Linked DNA regions of Homo sapiens: all the other regions are linked to region 1. The links are chromatin contacts, found by Hi-C or POLR2A ChIA-PET in ENCODE. All regions are on one chromosome and are shown on one strand. The core of a region is the stretch at or near the end of the contact, and the rest is flanking DNA. Distances in the headings are between cores, read along the strand shown.

What was found. Hi-C counts contacts between places; a loop is a spot of excess contacts on that map. ChIA-PET counts read pairs that join two places held with the same protein, here RNA polymerase II (POLR2A). Pooled maps may share reads with other maps.
Region 2: a pooled map shows a loop between it and region 1 (2.7-fold over the local background). The contact joins the promoter of CD28 here to the enhancer-like site in region 1. A Hi-C loop is called at or near these places in 1 of 50 pooled maps. POLR2A ChIA-PET finds 5 or more read pairs at or near these places in 2 of 52 experiments (OCI-LY7 and activated naive CD4-positive, alpha-beta T cell).
Region 3: a pooled map shows a loop between it and region 1 (2.5-fold over the local background). The contact joins two enhancer-like sites. A Hi-C loop is called at or near these places in 1 of 37 single-sample maps with no recorded cell type and 1 of 50 pooled maps. POLR2A ChIA-PET finds 5 or more read pairs at or near these places in 1 of 52 experiments (activated naive CD4-positive, alpha-beta T cell).

What each region holds. Positions count from the first base shown.
Region 1 is chr2:202,664,406-202,668,679 of GRCh38, forward strand. All of the region lies in intron 1 of FAM117B (family with sequence similarity 117 member B), which reads left to right. Among named protein-coding and RNA genes, the nearest start is that of FAM117B, 32 kb to the left of the region's middle. RefSeq lists an enhancer at 2,024-2,103. Within about 2 kb of position 2,131, at least 5 of the 41 ENCODE cell types and tissues checked have a DNase peak (open chromatin) inside an H3K27ac peak, as active enhancers do; they include OCI-LY7, where a contact is called at or near this core.
Region 2 is chr2:203,704,669-203,708,942 of GRCh38, forward strand. CD28 (CD28 molecule) reads left to right here and starts at 1,971. Exons shown (of 4, transcript NM_006139.4): 1 at 1,971-2,080. The coding sequence starts at 2,029. RefSeq lists an enhancer at 1,851-2,000.
Region 3 is chr2:203,687,160-203,691,433 of GRCh38, forward strand. No RefSeq gene overlaps it. Among named protein-coding and RNA genes, the nearest start is that of CD28, 17 kb to the right of the region's middle. Within about 2 kb of position 1,797, at least 10 of the 41 ENCODE cell types and tissues checked have a DNase peak (open chromatin) inside an H3K27ac peak, as active enhancers do.

The DNA.
Region 1 (4,274 bases), core at 881-3,380:
TAGGTAGAAGGCTTAGATTAGTCTTAGAATTGGCACAAGACGAGAATGAGACAACTGAGGCATTGGCCCTGGATACATGTTTTTGGTGTCTGCCAGAAAGCTTGGTAATTGAGATAAATAATATTTAAATAAAATGCTTCAAAATAAAAATTAATTTAACACAATTCAAAGAACTAATTATGAAAATTTTAAAGATAGGGTCCAACAGGGCAAAGATTAAGAGTCATGCAAGTACATGATTGAGTCCTGTTTAAAATTTTGATAGTTCGTTATCATGCATGACTTACCTTGAGTAATTTATCTATCTAGTAAGTTATTTTGCCCTCAGAACACGTGCCTCATTTGCCTTACCGTAGTAGTTTTGGCCTCGCTTATAAGAAGTCAGTCTGAAGGAATTACGGGTTTCTCTGTGGGTCAGTGTATTAGTTTTCTATTGATATGTGATAGATTGCCCCAAATATAGCAGCTTAAAACAATATCCGTTTATTATTTCACAGTTCTGTAGGTTGAAAGTTGGGGCGGGGAGGAGGCTCCACTGTGTTTTCTGCTCAGGGTCTCAAAAGCCAATATCAAGATCAAGCTGGGTTTGGCTTTTATCTGGAGACTTTGGTGGGGAAGAAGGTGCTTCCAAACTCATTCATGGAGTTGACAGAATCCAGTTCCTTGAGGTGATAGGACTGAGATGACTGCATTGTCGTGGACTGTTAGCTTTAGGGGTCACTCTCAGCTCTGAGGCGGCTCTCATATCTTTTCCACATGACCCTCTCAATTTTCTTTTTTCTTTTTTTTTTTTTGAGACAGAGTTTCGTATGCTGCCCAGCTGGAGTGCAGTGGTGTGATCTAAGCTTACTGCAACCTCTGCCTCCTGGGCTCAAGTGATCCTCCCACCTCAGCCTCCCAAAGTGCTGGGGTTATAGTTGGCCAACCCTCTCAATTTTCAAAGCCAGCAGTGGAATATCTCTCATATAGAATCTTTTTTACTTGCTCTTCTGCAGCCAGCCAAAGAAAACTTTCTATTTTTAAAGGGCACTTGTGATTAGATTGGGCCCTCCTGGATAATCTCCCCATTAATAACTCACTACTAACTGATTAGCAACCTTAATTTCATCTACAGAATCTCTCTTGGCACATGATGTAATCGTGGATGTGATATCTCGTTGTGTTTTCAGTCCTGGGGATTAGGACAGGAAATCCTCTTTTTGTTGTTGTTGTTGAGACAGAGTCTCACTCTATCACCCAGGCTGGAGTGCAGTGGTGCAATCTCGGCTCACTGCAACTTCTGCCTCCCAGATTCAAGCAATTCTCCTGCCTCAGCCTCCTGAGTAGCTGGGACTACAGGTGCATGCCACCATGCCTGGCTAATTTTTGTATTTTTAGTAGAGACAGGGTTTCACCATGTTGACCAGGCCGGTCTCGAACTCCTGACCTCGGGTGTTCTGCCTGCCTTGGCCTCCCAAAGTGCTGGGATTACAGGCGTGAGCCATGGAAACTGGCAGGACAGGAAATCTTGGGAGACCATTTTAAAATTCTGCCTACTGTAGTCAGCTAAGAAACTAATACAAACCATTCATCCTACTCACTGGTAGTGACTTATTGATATAAATATTACAAACACAAACAAATAGCTATAAATATGTATTATGGCAACATTTGTTATGACTAAAATTTGACAGAAGAAAACATTCATTCTGCAATTTGTGTCTGCATAGTTTGCTTAAATTGGGAATGGTATTGTTACAAAGCAAACCTTTTGATGATAGAGACTTTGTTGAGAAAATCTGATATAGTCAAAAGCAGATTGGGTCTTTATTATAAACTTTACATTAAAAACAATTGAAACGGAAGTTATGTTAGCAAAATAAACATGAAAATTGAAAAAAAATAGAAACAGTTTACCTATGGTTTTCAGAAAACTAATTTAAAAAATGTTGACTCATTGAAGTTTGCATTGGAAAAATACTTTGGTAAAATGTTTATTGGTGTTACACGTTCACAAACGCACACACATATGTACCATATGTACAGTCATAATTCTAGGTGAGGATGGCAGACAGAAGGCTTGAAGAGTCAGAGAAGTTCAGCCAGCCACATTTTTTTTTAAATTGTATCTGAGCATGTACTATGTATGTTTATATTTTGACACTGCTAGCTGGGTTTTCACTGGTGGGTGGGATGTGGGGGTATGTTACAGACAACTTTCACTTTCTACTGTATTCACTTCTGGTTTTTGACTATTTTGAAATAACATGTTTCGTTTCATTTCTTTTTTTTTTTTTTTTTTGAGACAGAGTCTCGCTCTGCTGCCCAGGCCAGAGTGCAGTGGCGCGATCTTGGCTCACTGCAACCTCTGCCTCCCGGGTTCAAGTGATTCTCCTGCCTCAGCCCGCTGAGTAGCTGGGACAGCTAATTTTTTGTAGTTTTAGTAGAGATAGGGTTTCACCGTGTTAGCCAGGATGGTCTCGATCTCCTGACCTCGTGATCCACCTGCCTCGGCCTCCCAAAGTGCTGGGAGTACAGGTGTGAGCCACCACGCCCGGCCAGTATGTTTCATTTCTATAATAAAAATGCAGATCGAAAATCTGTGTTGTAGCAGTGATTTAAAATAAAGTGAAATGATTTTTAAAGAGTTTAAAAATAGAGTAAAAATGTCGTAAAAACTGGGACTTGCTCCAGGCCTCTATTTGAGTTACTTTAGTAAATTTTTCTTTTTTTTGAGATGGAGTCTTGCTTTGTCGCCCAGGCTGGAGTGCAGTGGTGCGATCTTGGCTCACTGCAACCTCCGCCTCCTGGGTTCAAGCAGTTCTCCTGCCTCACCCTTCCGAGTAGCTGAGACTACAGGCACGTGCCACCATACCTGGCTAATTATCATATTTTTAATAGAGACGGGGTTTCACCATGTTGGCTAGGCTGGTCTCGAACACCTGACCTCAAGTGATCCACCCGCCTCGGCCTCCCAAAGTGGTGGGATTATTAGCATGAGCCACCACGCCCGGCCTAAGTATTTCTTTTTGAGGCAGCTTAAAGAAAAAAAGCTTTGTGTATGTGTGTCTGTGTGTCTGTGTGTGTGTGTCTGTGTTTGTGTGTGCGTGCGCGCGCATGTGCTGTCTCTTTTTCCATAGAAATAATATTGCTCTGTTCTTGAATCCAATTATTACAATGAAGGTGATAATTATGTAGAGAGGAATAACTGTGTCAAGGTATTCCTGAATGGTACTGGTGTTATGTTTTAGACCAATCTCAAGATAAACCTTAGCCATTTGGCCCCACTAGATAGTGTAGGGATCTAAACTAAACTAGATAACCTAAGTTAAATTACCTATTTCTACTCAAGTTGAAGTAGTATGCTGGCTATATTTTTTTCTGCTAGGTTTCAGTCTTTGGAGGCCTTTGGGATATTGACAGATGAGGAGATAATTGATAAGTAGTGAAGTGGACAGCTAGCATGGCTGAACCACAGAAAAGAGTAGTGGATTGAGGTTATAGGGTGATAATAGTGAGGATAGTAGTAGAGTAGTATTAGAAGTAAAATCACTGTTCCCAGGCATGGTGGCTCATGCCTGTAATTCTAGCACTTTGGGAGGCCCAGATGGGAAGATTGCTTGAGGCCAGGAGTTTGCTTAGGCAACACAGTAAGGCTCCATCTTTAAAATATATATATATTGTAAATATATATCATATATTTTATAAAAATATATTTATATAAAAAATATTTTTATAAAATATATATTTTATAAAAATATATAAATATATAATTATATAATACATACATATTATATTATATAATATATATTTATATATTTTTATATAATATACAATATAATATATATTAATATTTATATATTTAGATACATATATAAAGATATAAAAATATTTATATATTAAATGCGGTGGCATGCACCTGTAGTCCTAGCTACTTGGGAGGCTGAGGTGGGAGGATGGCTTGAGCCCTGGAGTTAGAAGGTACAGTGAACTCTGATCTGGGCATAGTGGCGGGTGCCTGTAATCCCAGCTACTTCGGAGGCTGAGGCAGGAGAATTGCGTAAACCTGAGAAGTGGAGGTTGCAGTGAGCTGAGATCACGCCACTGCACTCCAGACTGTGTGACAGAGCGAGACTCTCTCTCAAAAAAAAAAAAAAAAAAAGAAAAAGAAGGTATAGTGAACTCTGATTGTGTCACTGTACTCTAGCCTGGGCTACAGAGTGAGATCTTGTTCCTAATAAATAAATAAATAAATAAATAAATAAATAAAATAAAAGAACATTTTCTAAAGTGTG
Region 2 (4,274 bases), core at 721-3,220, 1.0 Mb after region 1:
ACATGAAGCCTGCCTCCTCTTACAGCTAGGTCATCAAAGAGTTTGACTGTAGCATTTTAAAATAGCGAAGAAAAAAAGGTAACAACACTAGGGGTTTGTTAAACAATTTATGATATAATTAGAGAATGGAATATTATGCATCAATTACAAATAATGTTTATAAAGATACTTAAATGACATGGGAAAATGTTCAAGATATAACAAATAATAGTACATATCTGATGAAAACTATAAGTAAAACATGATATTAAACATGTAAAAATCTTAACAGACCAACAGGTGGAAGGCAGTGGACCAGAATATTAGCAGTGTTTATATTAGGGTGGTAAGAATGTGGATGAATCTTGTTTTAATGCTTATAATTTTTCTAAACATTCTCAATGAAATATGCCTTACTTTTATAGTCAGAATAAAAAGCAATACAAGTTATCTTTTAAAACAACCCACATACACAAAACCCCCAACTAGAGTAATTGCACAAAGCTTAGATTATCAAAAAGAAGAAAAAAATTACTGGAAAAGTTTTGAAGAAGTCATTGAGTACAAGATACTGACGTAGGTGCCGGAAGAAGAGAGCAGTTGGCCGTGCTGGTGGAATAACCCTCTCTGCAAAGGGCCTGGGAGTTGAAGAAGGGTGCAGTCGGGTGGTGGTTATGAATCTCAGAAATCCTGCCACGGAGCCTCCTTTTGTGCCCTATTACTTAACCTTGAGGGACATAGAGAGCATGAGACACCAAGGGGCTTTTGGTTGCCTTACTGTCCCACTAAGAACATAGAATGTTGTTTTGACTTTCCCTTTGCTTAGGGAACCTCCCCCAGATACTCAGCTGGCTGGCTGCTTGCACGTAGAATGGGTTTTGCAAAGTTCCTAGAAGTGAGTTGGAGGAGGCTTGACATAAATCAAGCACTGTGTGCTAAATGCTCCAGAGGGCTACCTTATGTCCTACACAAATGTTACATTTCTAATATTTGTAACTCCTTTAAACGTTTATGCAGATGTTTCCCAATTCCTCAGTAGAATTCTTACCATTATCTTTTTGACACAACCTGTCCCCATCCTATGAAAATCTCTCCTCTGCTAGAGACTTTATTCTTTCTTTCTCTCTCTCCCCCTTCCTTCCTTCCCTCCCTCCCTCTTTCTTTCTTTCCATCTTTCTTTCTTTCTTTCTTTCTTTCTTTCTTTCTTTCTTTCTTTCTTTCTTTCTTTCTCTTTCTTTCTTTCTTTTCTTTCTTTCTTTCTTTCTCTTTCTCTCTCTTTCTTTCTTCCTTTCTTTTTTCTCTCTCCCCTTCCTTCCTTCTTTCCTTCTTTTCTTTTCTTTTCTTTTCTTTTCTTTCTCTCTTTCTTTCTGTCTTTCTTTTCTCATTCTGTTGCCCTGGCTGGAGTGCAGTGGCATGATCTCGGCTCATAGCAGCCTCCACCTCCTGGGTTCAAGCGATTCTCCTGCCTTAGCCTCCCTAGTAGCTGGGATTACAGGTACCCACCATGATGCCTGGCTAATTTTTTGTATTTTCAATGGAGACGGGGTTTCACCATGTTGGCCAGGCTCGTCTTGACCTCCTGGCCTCAAATGATCCACCCACTTTGGCCTCCCAAATTGCTGGCATTACAGGCGTGAGCCACTGCACCCGGCCTGTTCCTTCTTAAGAACACTTTGTCTCCCCTTTAATCTCTGCTGGATTTCAAGCACCCCTTTTACACAACTCTTGATATCCATCAATAAAGAATAATTCCCATAAGCCCATCATGTAGTGACCGACTATTTTTCAGTGACAAAAAAAAAGTCTTTAAAAATAGAAGTAAAAGTCTAAAGTCATCAAAACAACGTTATATCCTGTGTGAAATGCTGCAGTCAGGATGCCTTGTGGTTTGAGTGCCTTGATCATGTGCCCTAAGGGGATGGTGGCGGTGGTGGTGGCCGTGGATGACGGAGACTCTCAGGCCTTGGCAGGTGCGTCTTTCAGTTCCCCTCACACTTCGGGTTCCTCGGGGAGGAGGGGCTGGAACCCTAGCCCATCGTCAGGACAAAGATGCTCAGGCTGCTCTTGGCTCTCAACTTATTCCCTTCAATTCAAGTAACAGGTAAACAATGTTAATGTCTTTCTTTCTGTAAATATTTTTTGAGGTCTTCCAATTGGCTTAGTTTATTTTAAATTTCTAACAATGTGTGAAATTTGAACATTTGAAGTGTAGTTTTGCTGTAATAGGGCAATGTGTTATTTTGAAAATCATTGATTCTCAGACTACAATATAGTATCTTAACAAAAGTCCCTTGGAAATAAATTTTCTAAGCTATTAGTTTCTCTAGCTATTAGTTGATAGTGTCCCAAGAATTTATTATTATTATTATTATTTTAAATTGAGATGGGGTTTCACTATGTTGCCCAGGCTGGTCTCAAACTTCTGAGCTCAAGCAATCCACCTGCCTCTGCCTCCCAAAGTGCTAGGGTTACAGGCATGAGCTACCATGCCCGGCCAATAATTTTTAATTTATGTATCGTTTCTTTCTTTCTTTCTTTTTTTTTTTAATTTAAGAAAGCTGCTGTAAGTAGATTGGCTCTGGAAGCTCTGAATTTAGGTTGCCTATGTTCCTAACACAGGTCCAATTCTCACTAGGTAAGCTTAGGCTTAGCTATTATTTAAACTCTCCAAACCTCAGTTTCCTTAACTGTAAAGTGGGAATAATAATAAACCTCACCTCAAGGTCATTGTGAGGTAAAATGAAATAATCCATGCGAAGGGCTTAGCTCAGTCAGGCTTCAAGATAAATGTGAACTGTAATTACTCTATCTACCTGAATTGAATGAGTTCCAACATGAATTCTGGAGTCACCACAGAAGCTGCTACAACACCAATATTAATAAATTAGTTTTCTTTTACAATCGGCCAAAATGTATTTTCTTAGATTAAAATTCTTTAAGTTCCCAATGACGATGATGAGGAGGATAATACATCTAGCACTTTGAGCAGCACACAGTTCTCGTAACTAGAAGGTAGGTATTACAGTTAACTTCATTTCAGATGAAGAGACTGAGGGGTAGGCACATTAAGGGATTTGCCCAAGGATGTACAGGTGGCAGCTATAGGAGGCAGGGTCTGAACCACCTTAGTCTGACTCCAGTGCCGGTGTTGTTGATTATTATGCTATTCCATCTAACATGGTGTGATTTGTAATTTCATGGACTCAGGTAAATCCAGGGTTAAATTAACTTCGGAAAATCACAAGCACAATTCCTAACAGAAAGAATTTGTTACTTGGGTGGGCTGGAGTAAGATGCTCATTCAACGTGTTCTCAGAGTTAGAAAAAGGCCCCCGCTTGGTTCAAAAACTGGACTGATAGGGGTCAACAGTCATGCTTAAATAAGGACAGTTATTTTTCCCTGAAAGATACATTGAAAAGCCAGTATCCTCAATTTTCTTTCTTATTTTGGCAGTACAGAGACTGCATTATTTGTTGTTATTCTTAAACATTAAGTGTACATAGCCCAAAGAGTATAATTTCCCAATCTGCAGAGGTACAGTAGTTGCATATATACCCGTTTATTTTATGGTCTGACGTACCAGTGAGCACAAATTGTGTATATTTATAAAACGTGTTGATATAATGAAAGACATGAGTTGGCAATGAGATCTGGTACCAAGCGTTTACAGCTACCAAATATATTCTACAAGAATCTTTAACATTTATTTTAAAAAGGTCAAACCTTATTTTTAAGAGATCTCTCAAACTTAAAGAATATTTAAAATTACTTAATTTGTTAGACAGTCAAGGGAAGCCTACCCTGACTGAAAACTATTTAAAATTGGTAATTGTACACTAAATACTTTTCTGATGTGCTTTGTGGACACCTATCTGTCATCAACTTATTCACTCTCTTTTGAAGAGTTTTTGGTAAGACTCAAAACTTTGTATGTTTTCTTTAGAACATTTATTAAAAGGGGACTAGCTAGATAAGTGGTTGGAGAGTTCACACACATAGGGCCTTTGTTTTCTACTTTGACATATATTTACTTTTCAAATGCCAATTCACTTTTCTAGTAACTTTTAGCATTTGATACTGAGTGGCTATCTAATGAAGAAGGAAAGAGATGGGAGTGAAGGGGACACTTTTACAGTCTTTTCCAGTAAGAAAACTTACGAGCAAGAAAAGAATGACCACATAAAAAATGTATGATTTGGCCTGGTGTGGTGGCTCACGCCTGTAATCGTGGGACGCTGAGGCGGGTGGATCACTTGAGGTCAGGAGTTGGAGACCCGTCGGGCTAACATGGTGA
Region 3 (4,274 bases), core at 547-3,046, 1.0 Mb after region 1:
GTCCTAACTGGCAGAAGTCCTCTAAGGATTTTTGGATCTATTGTCAAGGACAGTATATCAAATGGTAGATGTTGACTGTTTGCAGAGCGCTCAGGAAGCTTTACATCATTATCCACAGCAAGAGGTCTGAGCTTGAGTGTGGTCCTCCCACTGCACATGTAATCTCAGATACTACATGTTCTACCTTGCTGAGTAATAGTAAGTAGAATGGAATGTTGGACTTTATCTAAAATGTGGGAGTAAAACAAGTACATGTGAAACTGCAGAGCTTATCATTCTGGTCCAGGTATCATGAGGAAAGGAGAAAACCATGGTTGGGAGCGGCCATCCACACCCAACTAGTATTTGGAACTGGAGGCTACAGAGAATTCTGCTACTGAGGTCTACAATGTTATTTGCCCTTTCTGCTCCTTGATCTTTCACTGCATAAACCATCTGGGAAGTGTCCTTTATGGTTGTCATTAAAATGCTGCCAGATTCCAGTATTGAGACCATAGGGAATGCAGTAGTGTGCGTGTGTGTGTTTGTGAGTGTGTATGTGTGTGTGCCATCCATGTGTGGGTAGATGAGATGCTGATGGGAACCGGATATACTAATGTATTCAGGGGTTCTTAACTAGGTGTCCAATGTAAACTTGGTTGAGAAAAAAATTATACCTTCCTTTTCATTATCCTCTCCAACTGAAATTTAACATTTCAATGATATATTTAAGTAACAAACCACAGTATTTTTTGCAGTACTTGTCACTTTGTCATCAATAGAATCACAGATATTTTCATGTCACATTATAGTTGTTCCAAGTATCTCAAAATATTACTTATGCTTACCACTACTTCAAAATTATGGTAGTTATCGGCTGGATGCGGTGGCTCACGTCTGTAATCCCAGCACTTTGGGAGGCCGAGGCGGGTGGCTCATGAGGTCAGGAGATTGAGACCATCCTGGCTATGGTGATACCCCGTCTCTACTAAAAATACAAAAAATTAGCTCGGCGTGGTGGCGGGGCCTGTTGTCCCAGCTACTTGGGAGGCTGAGGCAGGAGAATGGCATGAACCTGGGTGGTGGAGCTTGCAGTGAGCCGAGATTGTGCCACTGTACTCCAGCCTGGGCAACAGAGCGAGACTCTGTCTCAAAAAAAAAAAATTATGGTAGTTATCATACCATAGCTAGATTTAATATGTTAATGAAGCATATTTATTACTATATCATGAACATTTGTTTTTAAAAAAATATTTGAAAACTACATTTCAAAACTTTCAGTTTTCTTTGCAATCCAATGTATTTTATTTTATGCATTTCAAAACATGATTGTGAGAAGGGGTCTTTAGGCTTCCAGACCACCAAAGGGGTCCCTGACACAAAAAAGGTTAAGAGCTGTCAGACTTATTGGACATAGTCTTGCCAGGTGGATGTAAGAGGAATGTTGGGGACAAAATGCCCGCATATCCACTTTCATATGAGACTTTTTTTGCATACTGACTGAGTAGAAAAAGGGAAAAGGCAATAAGTACTTAACCTCATGCTTGCACAGAAACACATACATAACTTTGTCCAGCTTGTAGACTGAATTTCTGAGAAATAAAAAGACAGTAATAGATCTAGAGAGCTTAGAGAGAGATCTGCGAGAACAAACCCACAATCTTGGGTACATATTGTGCATTTCCATAAACCTTCCCTAAGTAGAGATCTGGGAAAAGAATGGACATAATTTTCTCGAAACTCTGACCTCTAGGACCTGGAGAAAGTCCATTCAGCCAGCCAGAGCCCTCCCTATTCCCTTGGGCGGTAGCCTCAGAGTCCTCTGGGACAACATCTGCAAGCGGAATGCAAATCACTAGCCTGTCTGCCACCCCTCATTGCTCAGCACCTTATGGTTGCTATTTTTAGGAAGTCCGAATTTCTCAATAGAGACACAGCATCACCAGCAAGCCCTGAGAAGTTAGCCTTGTTTCCCAAATGTCTGAGGGTGGACCCAGAGTAAACACTCCACCTTCACTCCCTTCTGCTGAAATTAAAATGCTTCTATTTCTGCAGCTTGAAGGGAGGAAAGAGAGAGGGAAGAAGAAATGTTTGTTCATTTCTTCAGGTATTTTAGAAATTGAACTTGCAAGCAGGGTCTGTCTCCAGTTAATCAAATAAAAATTCTTCTTAGTATCACAAGACAATTTAAAACTAGAAAAACTCAGAAACTGCATCTGACAAAGGTCTAATGCCCAGAATCTATAAGGAACTTAAATAATTCAACAAGCAAAAAAGAAACAACCCCATTACAAATTGGGCAAAGGACAGAGACTTCTCAAAAGAAGACGTACATGCAGCAAACAAGCATATAAAAAATCCTCAACATCCCTAATCATCAGAGAAATGCAAATCAAACCACTATGAGATGCCATCTCACATCAGTCAAAATGGCTATTATTAACAAGTCAAAAAATAACAGATGTTGGCAAAGTGGCAGAGAAAAGGGAACACATACACTGGTGGCAAATGAGGCCATTCACTCACCCCCATCCTCCACTTCCCACCCTCCACCACACAAACCGAACGATGGTTTCTGATAATGCCCCTTTCACTCATTCACACAGTCTGGCGGAAGCTCATTCTGAAGTGATGGTTTAATCGCAAAGAGCAAGAAGCCAGAGTCAAAGAATCCATCAGCTTTTCCAAGATTACAATCTTAGACTGGAAGGATTGTGTTTGAATCCTTTTCTGCTACTTACTAGATCTTTCCATCTATCAAATGGAATAATAATAATTACTCCTATACAGTAGTTCTGTGAGATAACATGTGTGAATTGAAAAGTGCCTGATCAACGCTAGTTAATGTATAACTGCTATAACTTCTGTTTTCCTAGACAAGTGTGATAGTCTCAAAGGAAGCTTGCTCCTGTTTAATGAATGCTAAAGTATTATCTGGCGTCCTAGGGCCATTTCTCATTGCCTCGTTTTTTTCTCCTGCAAATTATCCTCTACTGCTTATGTCTTCAGTCTTTCTCCCTCTGCCTCCTGCTGCCACCTGCTCCCACCTTGGGGACCTGCCTCCCTGCAGAAAGCAAGTGTCCTGCTCTGGGCCATGTGGTAGCTTAGTGGTAAAGACTCTCTCCCTGGAGGTGGGACCTGTGGTTTCTGGGCAAGAACTGTGATGGGTGGGTAGGTCTGCCTAATAATTCTGGGGTGCTTGTTGTGACTGCACGGCTCAGCCACGTTCTCGGGTAGCCCTCTATCAGCGATATTTTCCTCTCTGTCTGCCTGACTCCTTTGTCTTTCTTGGTCTGTCTTATAGGATTTAGAACTGAATTAGCAAGTAGGAAGGAGTAATTTATTAGCCACCTCGAACTCCAACAATGGAAAAATGCCAAGATTTAAGGGACAGGTGGGGAAGAGCTGCCTGCAATCTGATCTGGGTTCATGGCTTTATTCTCACCCTGACCTGGGAGTCCCAGGAGTACCATCTCCTATGCGCCTCCTCCCCTTCCTATGCTCCCATTGAACTGATATGAAGTTTCAGAAGTCCTGTTCAACACAGTGAGTCAGACAGCTGATTTCAATCTGTTGGAGCTGCTGTAAGAGATTCAACCTATTTGAAATCCTGGCTTTCATATGCTGCTGCCTCTTAGATCTGTCCTGGCAACCCAGACCTGTGTGCTGACCCATATCGTGAGGGTTCCTCATTGCTCTCAGTACGAAGAGCAAACTGCTTAGCAAGGCATAAAAGGTCCTTTGTCACTGGCCTCAACTACCTGTCACCTCCTGGGCCCTTCCTCAGTGTCCTTTCTGTTCCAGCCACACTGAGCTCCTTGTGGTTGGTTCCCTTAGCAAGCCATGCACTTTAAAACTTTTCCAAGTAGTGTATACTTTACTTGGAAGGGAAGGCCCTCTCTTCGCCATGCTGATCTGGCCAGTTTTCGTTATCCTCCAACTCAGCACCTCTGGCCAGAGAAGCCTCTTCAGGCAAATTAGGGCCTTCTTACTGCCTTAGTCTCTCCTGGCATCATGGTGTAGAGCAACACCTGCTGTGTCATAGTCACTGAACACAGGTTTTTAGGTAAGCAAGTGCAGTTTCAAGGCCATTATAGGCCTTCCTACTCTCATTTTTTTCTGCCTAGAGGCCAGTTACACAATTCCAATTTTCCAGAAGAGTTCTATAACAATCTGACATAGCAAAGCTGGGTGAATTTCATACAATGAACAACAGTGCAAGAGGTCAACCTAGATTAGATTCCTGAAAGGGATGAGATTTCCTTGTGTTTCCACTATTGATTCTGGCCCCTCAA